5 separate regions of the Homo sapiens genome follow, and regions 1, 2, 4 and 5 are each linked to region 3. A link is a contact called in ENCODE Hi-C or POLR2A ChIA-PET data. All regions are on one chromosome and are shown on one strand. Each heading gives the region's core, a stretch centred on a gene start or an enhancer-like site at or near the end of the contact. The rest is flanking DNA. Distances are from core to core; before and after follow the strand shown. Region 1 overlaps ATP10A (ATPase phospholipid transporting 10A (putative)). Region 2 overlaps ATP10A (ATPase phospholipid transporting 10A (putative)). Region 3 holds the start of UBE3A (ubiquitin protein ligase E3A). Region 4 overlaps ATP10A (ATPase phospholipid transporting 10A (putative)). Region 5 holds the start of PWAR1 (Prader Willi/Angelman region RNA 1).

Region 1 (2,700 bases), core at 15-2,514, 300 kb before region 3:
ATAAGCATTCGTCACCCTCTGACCATGTGTGTGCCAGGCACTGTGATGGTCTCAAGGGCACAGAGTACCTGTGCTCAGGGAACCTGTGGTCTAGTGAAGGAGGAATGGGAGCCAGCTCCAGCCACACCCAGGAAGCACGGGGTTTGATGTCTGCATGGGGACTAAGCAAGTTCGGAGCTGTGGCACCTGCCTACCCTACCAGGGGGCCGTCAGGAAGGCTTCTCCAGAAAAGACAACATCCTGAAATGCTAAATGAAGGGCACTTCGCCTGATGCTGTAGGATGGCAAGACAGAGGAAGCCATGCAGAAAGGTTTGGGCTTCCTCAGGGTTCCCTGCGTGGCAGGAATGGGTGCTGGGAGGGATGGTAGCCGAGGAGGTCAGCGCAGTGACCCTGAGCAGAGCTTTGCTGTTGCACGGGATGAGGATTGCATTCTGTAGGGCAGCAGCTGTCTCCAAGGCTTTGTTAAGGTGGAAAACTTCTGTGATCAGACGGGGATCATTCAGTCCAGGGACAAACAGGCCCATAGCAGGTGGCGAGACCAAAGCCAGGTAGACAGAGGTGTTGTGTTTGTCACTGAGAGCCTTCGAGGACCATGTCCAGGCGTGATGTCAAGGCTGGAAGTGAACCAGGGGGACCTCACCCTCCTTGTGACCTGGGAGTATCATGAAGGGAAATGCAAAGGGCGTTTTCAGAACGGGATCCAGATGCAGAAGACGGGAGTGTGTGTGTTTTCCACGTCTTCTTGCTGGTGCAGGCGGTGGCCCTGCCTGGCTGGCAGGTGCTGGCCCCTGCTCTCTGTGCATTCTCTCACCAGGGTTCTCTCTGCCCACATCATCCAGAGACCCAGACAGGTGGCCTCACTCACAGATTTCCACCTGGAGCGTTAGGCAGGGTCCCTGCTGGCAGCAGACCTGCAGATGACCCAAGTGTGCACCTGTGCTGTGTGCTCACCCAATGGCTGAAGCAATATGAACCTCTTTACTTTAGTTTTTTTATGATAGAAAAAAAATAACAGTATCCTCTTTAATGGACTGTAAATGCCCTTTCCAACATCACTGCTGTTTCAAGATGGAGGACATCTGTATTTGCTTTTGTTGAGTACTTAGTAGCAATTCACTTAATACAAATGTGAAATACAAGGTTGGTAACAGAATCTCCCCTGTGAATCAAACCATTCATTCAAGTAGCAATCTGGGCACTGCTGAATTAGACACACGCCTCCCCCATGTGGTTGAAGAGGGGACACAGCTGTTCTACCAGGAGGAGGTCCCAGGCATCAGGAGGAAACAGAAGCATGCCGCAGGGCTCTGGGCATCCCTGGAGCACCTGCTGCTGCGGTCTCTAGCAGAAACGCAAGTTCAGGGGCAGGGCTGGAGGGCTCTCTGTTGCACCACTGTCCTGCCTCTTTCTTTCCACCTAGTCAGGTCAAATCACTTTGCCCAAAGAAGTTTCAGAAATATCTGTAAGACAACAACAGAAACTGTGAGCACTTTCTTTCTTGCCGGTGAGATATTTATTTGAACATGTTGCTCTGCAGTGGGCGAACCCTTCACGGTGTCTGCTTCCTTTTGTCTGAGATGCTGGGGTGCTGCAGCAGAGATGCAGAGGGCAGTGCTTCAGCTTGAGGCTGGCATGTGTGGGCAGCACTTTTGCAGGTGATGCTGTTTCTGCAATAGTGAGTCTGTCATCCCAAGCACAGGGATTCATTGGAACCATCTCTGCATCCTACAGGATTGTGGACTTATAGGGCAACAGAGACCCCGGAGATCCGAGTCCAAATGCCCTCTCTTCACTTGCCAAAAGTCTCATATTTATTAATCAGAAGAACTAGCACTAAGTCCCCGGGCTCGCTCCTGATTTTTTACTCTGTTTTTGAGTGGGCTCTGGTAAGCCCACATCCACAGGCATTGCTGAAGATGGAAAGAGGGTATCTATGATCAGATTAAGGTATGTTGAGCTGAAGCATGTTTTCAAAATACTAAAACTTAAATTTTGGAAACTTAGAACTTTAAAAAGCAATTAAGGCCGAGTGCAGTGGCTCACGCCTGTAATCCCAGCTACTTGGGAGGTTGAGGCAGGAGAATCGCTTGAACCCAGAAGGTGGAGGTTGCAGTGAGCCAAAATCCCGCCACTGCACTCCAGCCTGGATGACAGGAGCAGAACTCTGTCTCAAAAATAAAAAATAAAAAGCAATTTAAATTTTGGGGGACGTTTCTATAGAATCTGTTACACATTTTCTGGCTTACTTGTACAATCTTTTTCTGTTAATGCCAGATTGTCTCTGCAGGTATTGATGGTTGAGCTGATAGCTCAGAGGCCAAGAAAGCTCCAGTCTGTCACTCCAAGACCACTGTGACCTTGGGCACGATACTTAAAGATCCTAAGTTGAAGGTGGTGCAAAAACTGACTTTCTAGCAGGGTTGCCTGATAATTGTAGGGCACTTAGCACAATGCCTGGCATTTGGCAAGCCTCCCCAAACTTGTAATTATGTTGATGGTGATGACGATCAGAATGGCAGTGCCCTCACGAATTACTGGCGAGGGAGACTTTATGTACTTGTACTGAAAGGTGCCAGATTTCTGGTCTATGTTCAACTTGATGATTATTTCATTTCTTCTCAGTCAATTCTCAGAGTTGGTTTATATCCACTTAAAAATGTTTAAATTGTGTCTCCCATCCAAGTACTGACCCTGCTTA
Region 2 (2,700 bases), core at 67-2,566, 350 kb before region 3:
TGGCCCTTCTCACTGTATTTTACCCAAGGAGGAAAACTCAGTTTGTAGTTAGTTCTGCGTTTCAGCCTTGTTATCCATTCTCGGAATATTACCGGGTAAAGTCAGTTTCGCGAGGGCACTGCTGCTGTTGATGCTTGACTGGGAAAATTGACGTCGGCTTCCAAGCCGGGATTCACAAAGGTGTCTTAGGTCACTGCACACTGTGCCCAGGGAAATCATGTCTCCATGGTATATTTTGATCCATGTGTTAAAGTCCCCTCTATTCCCAGGGCTGGATCTTCCAAGACGGGGCAGTGTTTGTTTGCTTAAGGTACTTTACTGATCATACTCTGTAGCCCATTACAATTTAGGGATATTTGCAGTAAATATGTTATGGAGAAATATTGTGATATTTTTTGGAGATATTTCCAGAGATTTTTTTTTTGCTTCTTATATTTATTTATTTATTAAAGAGGTTGCTTTGTGATTTTTAATTCTGCGTGGTAGGAGAAGCCAGCCTCTGGGCAGGGTGATGTTAGTAAGGGACTGATCGGAGGGTGAGTGCTTTCAGTAAGTTGTTGCAAGAGAAGCCTCAGGGAAAGGCACATCTGAGGGCTTTGACCCAGGCTGCCACCTTCACATGAGTGAGAAAATCAATCTGCCTGTCTGGCTTTTAATCCCCTCATAATGAAAAATGAGAGAGAGGGACCTTATAATCAGTGAAGCCTTTTCATCTTCAGAATTCTGATTTAGAGGAATCAGGGGACTCTGGGGAAATGGTGTCCTGGACAAAACCCTTCTCTCCCTCCCATACACATCCTGAATGAGGTAGCTGCTGTATCCCTGGGCATCTGGGGCAGGACTTGGGTTCCCTGGGTCCCTAGACAGCACTGGTGGGGCATCGGAGAACCCTGGGGTGAGTCCCACAGAGCAGAGCATCTTGGAGGAAACTTGGGCTTGCAGAGGTCTGGGGGCCTCCAGTGGAAAAGAGGTCAACTGTGCATGCAAAGGCGACTGGATGCCCTGGTTCCCCAGGCTGATTTTCCCTTGCTTCTGAGGGAGGATTGGGGGAAGTTATGTGCCCACAACTCTTGGGAGGCCACTTCACCTTTTCTAAGAAAGGGATCTGCCATCACTTTAGAAAGCTGACCCAAGCATGCTATGCTAACCAAAATAGTAACCACTCATCCGCAGGGTCCTGGCTGCCAGGGAGCGGAAGAGGGTTTGGACAAACAGAACTCACACCCAGCGAAGTGGAGCTGCTGGGGAAGACCTGTGGCCACTTACAGAGAACTACTTATAATCACTCAGGGAGCACAATGAGCACTTAGAAGGGGAAGTGGGGAAGGTGGTCTACAAAAATAGGAACAAAAACTGCACAGTACTCAGAAACTTAACAAGAGGCTTAGGAGCTTTATGAAGAAAGTGGCGATATCTTTTTAAAGGGTGTAAGTGTGCATGAGGCACTGCAGCATCTCCCAGGGCCCTGGGTGGGATGGGAAGAGCAGGTATGATTGCAGTGCTCATTCTCCCAAGAGCTGCATGCATTTCTATCTGGAGGCTTCTCTTGGAATTGAATAAAATGGCCTTAACATTTATGATGCCTCCAAATGAGCCAAGACAGTCTTAAAAATAAGATTGAGGCCAGGTGCAGTGGCTCATGCCTGTAATCCCAGCACTTTGGGAGGCCGAGGTGGGTGGATCACCTGAGGTCGGGAGTTCGAGACCAGCCTGACCAACATGGAGAAACCCTGTCTCTACTAAAAATACAAAAATTAGCTGGGCATGGTGGCGCATGCCTGTAGTCCCAGCTACTCGGGAGGCTGAGGCAGGAGAATTGCTTGAACCTGGGAGGTGGAGGTTGCGGTGAGTCAGGATCGCACCACTGCACTCCAGCCTGGGGAACGAGAGCAAAACTCCATCTCAAAAAAAAAAAAAAGATTGAAAAGGAGCAACTTTTTGTAACAGATATTGGAACTGGGGCTGCAGGTGAAGTTGTGCAGGTAAAGATGGTCTCAGCGATGAGAGCCCTGCCCTGGCAGGGGAGATGGAACTCAAAGCAACAAAATTGACATTCCAAACAAGTCTCCTGGAGGTGAATTAACACTCTGGAGGTGCCTGGTGCAGTGCGTGCTTCGTGCTCTAAGATCTGAATTCTAAACGCGGGCCTCACCCTCACCAGGCCAGTGCTTGGGGGGTTGGGGTTGGACATCCACATAGAGGCTGCAGTAGGCCATCTAACCCCCGGGAGCATTTGCAGGGTCATTTAAATACATGCAACATCTGTCACCCACGTGGGTCTGGGGTTGGCCCCCTTTTCTATGACAAATGACCTGCATGGGTGTTTGTTGAGGCTTTGGGGCATCCCGCCTAAGCCCTCCTGGTGGCTATGGGACCTCAGACTGGCTGGGGCAGGGGGAGGGCTGGTGGCCACTGTCTTTGCAGAGAGCAGAGCAGGACCTCCCCAGTGTGCTGGCCCAGGGCCCTGTCTCTGGGCTCCACCCTGAGCAGGTACCTTTGCATGAAGACTCCTCTCAGCGCTGAAGCTAATGGTGGCACTGATCCAACATACTGTACTACCATGCCATGTGGGGTTGACATGAGAAAGGACAAGTAGATTAATGGAACCTAATAAGCCCAAATCAAATGATATTATCTGTAACAGAGTGGGTATGTAGGTTCAGTGGGAAAAGAACTAGTTAGCAATATTGACACAATTGG
Region 3 (2,700 bases), core at 83-2,582:
CTATCATTATCATCAGTTGTCCTGGAATAACTTAAATTCTTCTAGCTTATTGTTGGTTTTTCAATGGTTGGTTATAGTTGTGAGGCGGATACACACACACACCCACACACTTGGCTATACAAAAAAGATGTTCCGAGACTGACAGTTAAAAATTACACTGCTGGCCGAGCACTGTGGCTCATGCCTGTAGTCCCAAAACTTTGGGAGGCCGAGGTGGGAGGATCACTTGAGGCCAGGAGCTCGAGACCAGCCTGGGCCTAACATAGCAAGACACCATTTCTAAGTTTAAAAATAAAAATAAATTTAAAAAAGATACACTGCTATGTACGACTGTTGATATAAAAAATCTGAATACTAGACATGGGTACTCATCTAGTACTTCAAGGGCTTATCAACAAAGTTGCAAGTTGTAACACTATGAATTGTTAGTGATACTCTTTTGGCTTTGCTAGCAAGTGTTGTAAAGCTATACACACACACACACACACACACACACATACACACACACACCTTTTAAAATGGTGACCCTGGTACCAAATATGACTTTAAATGGATTTAATTTTAATGGCTTTAACTACGTTCAGCTGTCATATGGATCAAAATTAGCCTCTATCCAGCTGGGGTCAACCAGGGAGCCACTTTTCTTAACCGACGACCTACTGAACGTCAACAACTGCAGGAGACGGGACTTTACCTTCGTCTCTGGTAAACTAGTTGACACATCCTGTGTTGGCAAGAGGCCTAAGTAGATGACCTTGGTCCTCTAAAATCTGGCCTGCACTCTCGGGGCACCCCTGCAACATCTACAAAGGCAGCTCCAGATAGAAAAGGGTTGGGGTCGAAAAGCCAATAACGGCAGGCACCTGCCCCGCCTCGGGGCTGGGGGGCTATTCCAGCGGCTTCAGCTAACTTTCAGAGCCATTCGTTTCCCAACAAAGTCTGAGGCGTTCCTCTGCTGGGTACACCAAGGGGCTCTGCAACCCTCCTGGGGGGGGGGGTGCCCAGAGGGCTTCCGGAAGTCCCAGGTTTATTCTTTCGGGTCACAGACAGCAGAAACTAAAAAGAGGGATTACCCTTTCTGTCCAGTCGCAAGATGGCGACCGAGCCTGGTGGGACTCCGAGGGGCCGCAGGCCACCTCCTCTTCCCAATGGCCCGTGCGCCGGCGGCGACGGCAAGCGGGAGGGAGGCGGGGCCGGCGAAGGAAGGAGGGGCGGAGCGCGGCGCCCTCCCGCGCGTCTTGGCCCCGCCCCACGTCCCCGCGTCCCGGCCTGGAGCCCTCGCCCGGCCGGGCGGCGCGCGCTGCCTGCCGGGATACTCGGCCCGCCCAGCCAGTCCTCCCGTCTTGCGCCGCGGCCGCGAGATCCGTGTGTCTCCCAAGATGGTGGCGCTGGGCTCGGGGTGACTACAGGAGACGACGGGGCCTTTTCCCTTCGCCAGGACCCGACACACCAGGCTTCGCTCGCTCGCGCACCCCTCCGCCGCGTAGCCATCCGCCAGCGCGGGCGCCCGCCATCCGCCGCCTACTTACGCTTCACCTCTGCCGACCCGGCGCGCTCGGCTGCGGGCGGCGGCGCCTCCTTCGGCTCCTCCTCGGAATAGCTCGCGGCCTGTAGCCCCTGGCAGGAGGGCCCCTCAGCCCCCCGGTGTGGACAGGCAGCGGCGGCTGGCGACGAACGCCGGGATTTCGGCGGCCCCGGCGCTCCCTTTCCCGGCCTCGTTTTCCGGATAAGGAAGCGCGGGTCCCGCATGAGCCCCGGCGGTGGCGGCAGCGAAAGAGAACGAGGCGGTGGCGGGCGGAGGCGGCGGGCGAGGGCGACTACGACCAGTGAGGCGGCCGCCGCAGCCCAGGCGCGGGGGCGACGACAGGTCAGTGTTGCCGCGGCCTGCGCCAGGCGGCGCTGGCTCCCCTCCGTCACTCGGCCGGCCTTCGGGGCCCGCTGTGGCGAGGTCGACACCCCCCTTCCCCGCCCCCCGCCGCCGAGGCGAGTGTTTGGGGGCGCGTGGTCCGAAGGGGCTGGTGCCAGAAGTAGGCCCCTGGTGGCCGCGGCTGCTGCAGCCGTAACTGTCAGTCCTGGCTGAGCGACGGCGGGAGGGTTTTGTCGCCCGAGGGGACGCGAGCGGGCCCGGGGCGGGGCGGGACGTGCGAGGCGTCGAGATTTGGGCCTCCTAGGAGCCAGGCTCTTCGAGCCAGCCGGGGCCCCAGACAGGGAAGGGCAGGCCCTTTCCTTCAAAGGGGAGCCCTTTCTCGGCGTTTTCAAGGTTTTTGGCTCTCTTGGGGAAGACATATTTAGCCGTGTGCTTGGTGGGTTGGGGTTTTGGGGGTGGATTGATGGGAAGGGAGGGCGGATGAAGTGGTATGTCAAGCCCAAGGGTTGTGCGCACAGGTTACTCTGTGTTACCGGCCACCAGGATTTCTGAAGTTGAACGTGAGTTATTGGCTTTGCCAGAGACTGCTGTGTTATATGCAGACCTGTATGCAAGCAGTTGGCCTTTTTTCCCCCCCCTTTTCAGTGTAGAAAATGAAAAGGATGCTTTCCTCATCTTGGTGGTAAAGGCTTTTGTTGGTAAAGGTAGAATTGAATGTACCAAATGCCTTAGTCCGTAAAATTTTAGAAATAATTTTAATACAGACACTGGTGAAGCTTGGCAACCTTGAAAGAGAATTTAGCGTCTACATTTTTTAAATGACTTTTTATGGA
Region 4 (2,700 bases), core at 149-2,648, 280 kb before region 3:
GTCCAAACCCTAGCTGTAGGGGTCCAAGCTGTGCAATCTGGGAGTGTGAGCCCCCCTGTGCCATAGCATTTCATCCAGACAGGAGCAGATGGTGGCCACCGTCCATGTGGGCAAGGAGCTCAGCACCAGGTGAGCACCGTCATCCCAGCATGACTGGAAGGCCTGCCACCCTCTGTCCTGCCTCCCTCTCCCGGCCACCTGCCACCCTACCCCATGTACACCTAGGCTCTACCTGAAGAGACCGGCTGGACGTCAACCCGTTCCCCTTCCCCTAAGTTGTGCGACCTTAGAAAGCTCCTTACGTTCTCTGAGATGAAAGTCAGTCTCTGTGAAACAGAGTTGAGAATATCAACCTCCCCAGGTTGCAGCTGACTGAGGATGTTCTCCGTGCCTTGCTATTAGAGAGCAAGGGTGGTGAATCCTGTGGGGCTGCCCTGCCGGAAGCCTCGCGGAACCTAAAACACACTGAATGGTTTCTTTCTGCTCCGCCCAGCCTTCCCCCATGATGCCTCACCCTGCGCCCTCTCCCCGCAGCGCAGCGTCTGGCCAGGTACCAAGAGGCAGACTCGGAGGAGGAGGAGGTGGTGCCCAGAGGGGGCTCGGTGTCCCAGCGCGGCAGCATCGGCAGCCACCAGAGTGTCCGGGTGGTGCACAGAACCCAGAGCACCAAGTCCCACCGGCGCACGGGCAGCCGGGCCGAGGCCAAGAGGGCCAGCATGCTGTCCAAGCACACGGCCTTCAGCAGCCCCATGGTGAGTGTACAGGGCCTCCTGCTAGGGTGCTGCCACGTCTCTTCCCCATTTTCACCATCCCCCGCTCATGGAAGGTGTCTATATTTAATCCTACAAATACACTGTCGCTGGGCGGCTTGGCTCTACTCAGCAGAAGCTTTTCTGGCCAACACTTTCTCTCCACTGTCGTCTTTTCCAAGACACTGACATGGCCCCTTTGCATGGCTTCTAAGGCTGGTTGATTGCTGGCAAGTCACCCAGAAAGGGTGACAAAGAGGAAGCCCGTGCTGCCAAATGAAGCAAATAAAACCTCAGGACAAGATGACAACCGCTAAAAAGCAAAGCCAACCCCTCCCAAGGGAGTTTTAATTAGACGAGCCCAAATCCATAAAATACTTTCTGCCTGGCCTTGTCAGCCGCCCAGACATTAATGGACCACCATCATCCAGCACGGAGAGGCGAGAAGTGAGCAATAACCTCTGAAAGAGCCTTTCACTTCTGAAATGTTTTACCAATGCAGCAGAGGGGATGAATCCCCCTTGCTTACTCTGTGGTGGCCTCATTCTCTCATGTGCTTCTAAACCCACAGAGAAGCTGCCATCTAAATAGGGCTGATTTCGAGTTTTGGACGCTGATTGGTGGGTTTCTACAGGGCCCCTGGGAGTGGGGGCTCTCACGCTTGGCAGGAGGGAGGCTGCACTGGAACAAGGTTTCCTGACAGCATTTTTCAGTATGAGTCAAGAGTATTTAAAGTATTCAAACTTTCTCGTCTAGCAATTTAGCGATTCAGCCAAGGATTGCTACATATGGAAGTTTATCAATGTGTAATTTACATCAGCAAAACTGAAAGAAATTTAAATATCCAGTGATAAAGGGATGGTCAAATAAATGATGACATATCCATTTTCAAGTTGTTAAAATGTGTTTTTAAATAATTCTTAAAAGCCTGGAAAAGTTCAGACAATTAATAATGTTTTGGAGAAAATGGAAACCACCAATATGTATATAAAATATTTTGATTATGTGAAATTTAAATGTAGAGCGAAAAGACTAGAGGGCAATGCTGAAGCATGGTTTTCACAAAGTGGATAGAAGCTCTGTATATTTTGTGCAATTAAAATTGTAAGTAATTTACAATTATAAAATGACATATATGTATATGAGAGATGAAGTTCTGTTTACAGCTTATAATAAAATCAAAGTACCTTAAATAGTCACGCCCCAAGATCCTCGGCAGGCTACTGGGTGGGACTCACTGCCAGCCTCCCTTTCTCCCAGGAGAAGGATATCACGCCCGACCCAAAGCTGCTGGAGAAGGTGAGTGAGTGTGACAAGAGCCTAGCCGTGGCGAGGCATCAGGAGCACCTGCTGGCCCACCTCTCGCCTGAGCTGTCTGACGTCTTTGATTTCTTCATCGCACTCACCATCTGCAACACAGTCGTCGTCACGTCCCCGGATCAGCCACGAACAAAGGCAAGTTCTGGAGGGTCCCTGAGCTTGACCTTGACCTTCTGCGCTGCGGGCCATGGTTGTCAGTCCTCCTGAGGGCAGGCGCCCTTCCCTTTCCTGCAGCAAGCGCTCTTGGCACATCGTGACCTAAGGGGGATGCGGTGGGGTGCTTCATACTGGGCAAAACAGTGCTTGTGGTTCTGCAGCGTTGGCCCCAGGCTATAGTGGGCAGGGGCTATGATTGGGGCCAAGTGGGAGGGGGCAGCCCACCAGAGATGACTTCTGAGCCTGGGAGGGGAGGGACACAGGGCAGCCAGATAGGCCAGCCTCAGGTAGGCAGGTGGGTGTGTGGAGGCCCTGCCTGCCTGGGTCCTTCCTTCGCTGCCTGGCCTGGGGCAGGGCCAGAGGGAGGCTACCCAGGACAACCTCCCCGAGCCTCAGGGTCCCAGATCCACACAGGAGAGAGGACAAGACAGGCCGGGGGCCCAGCTTCTGGGACGAGGAGCTTGCACATGGACCC
Region 5 (2,700 bases), core at 29-2,528, 300 kb after region 3:
AATGATAAGAAAAAAAGTTTGTGCCTGTTCAGTACAGATGCAACCATATTTTTAAAGAATATTTTTGATCCATGATTGGATGAATCCACAAATGTGAAACCCATTGATACGGAGGGTCAACAGTATATACATATACACACACACACACAAATACACATACATACACATATGTGGCTGACTGTATATGTAATCTATATTATTACCCACTCCTTCAATCATTTGATAAACCATTCAAAATGCTAAAAATTGCATTTACTTAGCACATACCATGATCAGAAAATACAGGAAGCTCTGACATCAGGATATGAAAAAGACAATCTCAAAGAGCTCATAGTTTATCAAGGATGAAGAAAACAGTGACAGTAATTAAAATGAAAATAACTGGATGAAATTACAAACCAGTTCCAAACCTGACGACGCAATTTCTTTCTGAAGTCTTATGTGAAAGATAACTTTTCTCATTTTTTTCCCTCAATTTACACCTTTAACCTTGTTAGTGATGAATCTGACATTTCTCCACACCAGGGTAGAGGATCAGTGCAGAGCATGTTGAAGAGCGTTCCCTGTGGTCTTTGCCATGGCTAGTTATGGCTGGCCTCTACACTAGCTATGGCTCCCTCTGCAGGATCTTTAGGAGATGACCCAGAGACAGAAGATACCCAGCACTGCCATTTTTAATTGCAGTTAAATATAACAGGCAGTTGGTACTATTTTCCCTGGGGCCCACCCAGGACACTAGTAACTGCTTCTTCAAGTTGAGTTGCTAATACTGCATTTTTATGCCTGAGGCTCATATTTTAAAAATCTGTACTCTAACTACAATGAGAGAAACAGATGGCCCCAACGTTTTCCTTCAAGTGGTACTATTTTGATATATCAGGATGAAACTTTTTCACTTGTGGTACAGGCTAATAACCTTCTTATATATCAGATAGGTAGTTTCTTTGTCAAATTTGTTCATTTTACAGATATTAAGAGGAGAAAGGCTAATTTAATTTTACACACCCAATTCTACAACAGCCTGAAAATAGCATCAGTAAGGTAGAGGACAGGAAGGTAGGGTGGGTGTGGGGGCTCACACATAACTCAGTGGAAAGAAACAAGAAGAAAAAGAAACAATAATTTATATGCCTAACATTCTTTATGTTCCTCTTCTAGTTCCTCCAAGGAAATCCTACCATATGCCCACATTCCACATGGACCAAGGCAGGCGTTCCACTGGGGAGCTGGCAATTATTTTGAGATTATACCGAAGTAGTGCATGAACATAGCCTTGTGGATATCATGGCCTGAAGTCTTAGAGTCTTCACCAAAAAAGATAATGATGTATATGGGTGTGGGCAGCTATTCATGATGGTGCTGCTACAAAGAATTAAGTACCATTTCCAGCTGTCCTTCTGAAAGCAGAGAATAGCCCACAACTTTGTGGAGGCACCTTTTCTGCCTATAACATGTAAGGAGCCTGAAGGTCAGGTGGTAATGAAACTAGAAAATCTGCAATAGCCATATTCTTCCCAAGCCACAGTAAGATGAGAGAAGCCATTACCAATGCCTCCAGGCATACACTAGTTTCCTGAAAGGAGGGCACATGCCACAGGCCCTTAAAGACAGTCCATTTAGGAGGTTATCACCTCCAGAAGGAAGCCTGAAGCCAAGGGAAAAAAATTTTTTTTTTCTCTAAACCTGAAGTCATAACTTAGGTACATTGATTAGAAATGGTGCCTGATAATATTTCATATCCCAATAAGTTCCCTCAACCAAATTGCCTGGAAGCCTGGTGCTTCAAAGGAATTGTGTATGCAGATTGGAAACCTAAAGCCTAACCAACAAAACAACAGCAATTCTCTGAGGCTCTGATAAAAGCCTAAGTCATAATAGTCCACAAAAAAGGGGCTTTCTACCACTGCTACAGCTTCTAAGACCCCTAGAAAACGGAGCGCTTCCATAAGCAAAGCGGGAGCAGCTGGATAAACCAACAAATGAACTCCTTCCTTGAAGGAGGGCTTGTTGCTGCCCACCAGGCACCAGTGTTTATTTGGGGTACGTGGGATTGTTTGATAGTGTGAGCTGGTGGTATAAATGTTAACTCACATCTATGGGAATAAAGACTTGTGTTAGAGTACCTGGCACCCTAGTGGTGGTGGCAGCACTTACACTTTATGTAAGTGTACTTTACTTTGACACTTTATATAAAGTGTCTGGCCTGGACATGTTTGCAACAAACTCCCTTTCCCTGACTCCCACGGAATATTTCATTCCAGACCATGAAGTCCTAGGGGAGCTGGTAATCATAGTGAGGGAAAAGGACAGGAAAAATTACTTGAGTAAACAGCTAAGAGACTAGTCCTCAGAGAAGCTGTCTGCCTGAAAAAATCACAGCTACAGGCAAAAACAGAGCAGCCAGGGGAAACTCAGGCTATAGCTGCACAGATAAGCCATAGATAAGCAGGCAGGCAAAGTCTGGCATGGAAGCCCTTTATTCTTTGTATGATTAACAAGCTCCCAGCAAAAAGTTTCCTTCCCTTTTCAGATATGTACATGGTGGGCTCCCTGGAAGCCTGCACAGAAAGGAGGGGGCTTACCTAAAACAAACCCTCAGTTACACAAACAAAAATAAGCGGCGCTTTGTGCTTGCCTAGAGACATACCCACAGCTGCATAAGATAAGGGGAGTTGTACAGACAGCTTTGCTGATAAGAGA

Evidence for each region. A loop is a pair of places that touch in the nucleus more often than their neighbours do. ChIA-PET counts read pairs that join two places held with the same protein, here RNA polymerase II (POLR2A). Pooled maps may share reads with other maps.
Region 1: a loop to region 3 is called in a pooled map, with 2.9 times the contacts of the local background. The contact joins the enhancer-like site here to the promoter of UBE3A in region 3. A Hi-C loop is called at or near these places in 4 of 50 pooled maps. POLR2A ChIA-PET finds 5 or more read pairs at or near these places in 2 of 52 experiments (activated T-cell and activated naive CD4-positive, alpha-beta T cell).
Region 2: a loop to region 3 is called in a map of ascending aorta, with 2.6 times the contacts of the local background. The contact joins the enhancer-like site here to the promoter of UBE3A in region 3. A Hi-C loop is called at or near these places in 1 of 168 maps with a recorded cell type or tissue (ascending aorta), 1 of 37 single-sample maps with no recorded cell type and 8 of 50 pooled maps.
Region 4: a loop to region 3 is called in a map with no recorded cell type, with 26 times the contacts of the local background. The contact joins the enhancer-like site here to the promoter of UBE3A in region 3. A Hi-C loop is called at or near these places in 1 of 37 single-sample maps with no recorded cell type and 4 of 50 pooled maps. POLR2A ChIA-PET finds 5 or more read pairs at or near these places in 1 of 52 experiments (activated T-cell).
Region 5: a loop to region 3 is called in a map of gastrocnemius medialis, with 9 times the contacts of the local background. The contact joins the promoter of PWAR1 here to the promoter of UBE3A in region 3. A Hi-C loop is called at or near these places in 12 of 168 maps with a recorded cell type or tissue (IMR-90, OCI-LY7, Right ventricle myocardium inferior and 5 more), 1 of 37 single-sample maps with no recorded cell type and 26 of 50 pooled maps. POLR2A ChIA-PET finds 5 or more read pairs at or near these places in 1 of 52 experiments (AG04450).

The regions. Positions count from the first base shown.
Region 1 is chr15:25,738,560-25,741,259 of GRCh38, reverse strand. The region is part of intron 2 of ATP10A (ATPase phospholipid transporting 10A (putative)); the gene reads left to right. It also overlaps the pseudogene RNA5SP390. Among named protein-coding and RNA genes, the nearest start is that of MIR4715, 110 kb to the left of the region's middle. Within about 2 kb of position 1,264, at least 2 of the 41 ENCODE cell types and tissues checked have a DNase peak (open chromatin) inside an H3K27ac peak, as active enhancers do.
Region 2 is chr15:25,792,092-25,794,791 of GRCh38, reverse strand. The region is part of intron 1 of ATP10A (ATPase phospholipid transporting 10A (putative)); the gene reads left to right. Among named protein-coding and RNA genes, the nearest start is that of MIR4715, 55 kb to the left of the region's middle. Within about 2 kb of position 1,316, at least 3 of the 41 ENCODE cell types and tissues checked have a DNase peak (open chromatin) inside an H3K27ac peak, as active enhancers do.
Region 3 is chr15:25,437,656-25,440,355 of GRCh38, reverse strand. UBE3A (ubiquitin protein ligase E3A) reads left to right here and starts at 1,332. Exons shown (of 13, transcript NM_130839.5): 1 at 1,332-1,867. RefSeq lists enhancers at 325-1,270, 1,271-2,216 and silencers at 1,068-1,407, 1,768-2,187.
Region 4 is chr15:25,716,234-25,718,933 of GRCh38, reverse strand. It overlaps ATP10A (ATPase phospholipid transporting 10A (putative)), which reads left to right. Exons shown (of 21, transcript NM_024490.4): 8 at 535-752; 9 at 2,010-2,204. Among named protein-coding and RNA genes, the nearest start is that of MIR4715, 130 kb to the left of the region's middle. Within about 2 kb of position 1,398, at least 2 of the 41 ENCODE cell types and tissues checked have a DNase peak (open chromatin) inside an H3K27ac peak, as active enhancers do.
Region 5 is chr15:25,134,220-25,136,919 of GRCh38, reverse strand. PWAR1 (Prader Willi/Angelman region RNA 1) reads right to left here and starts at 1,278. Exons shown (of 1, transcript NR_022009.1): 1 at 1-1,278. The region is part of intron 61 of SNHG14 (small nucleolar RNA host gene 14); the gene reads right to left.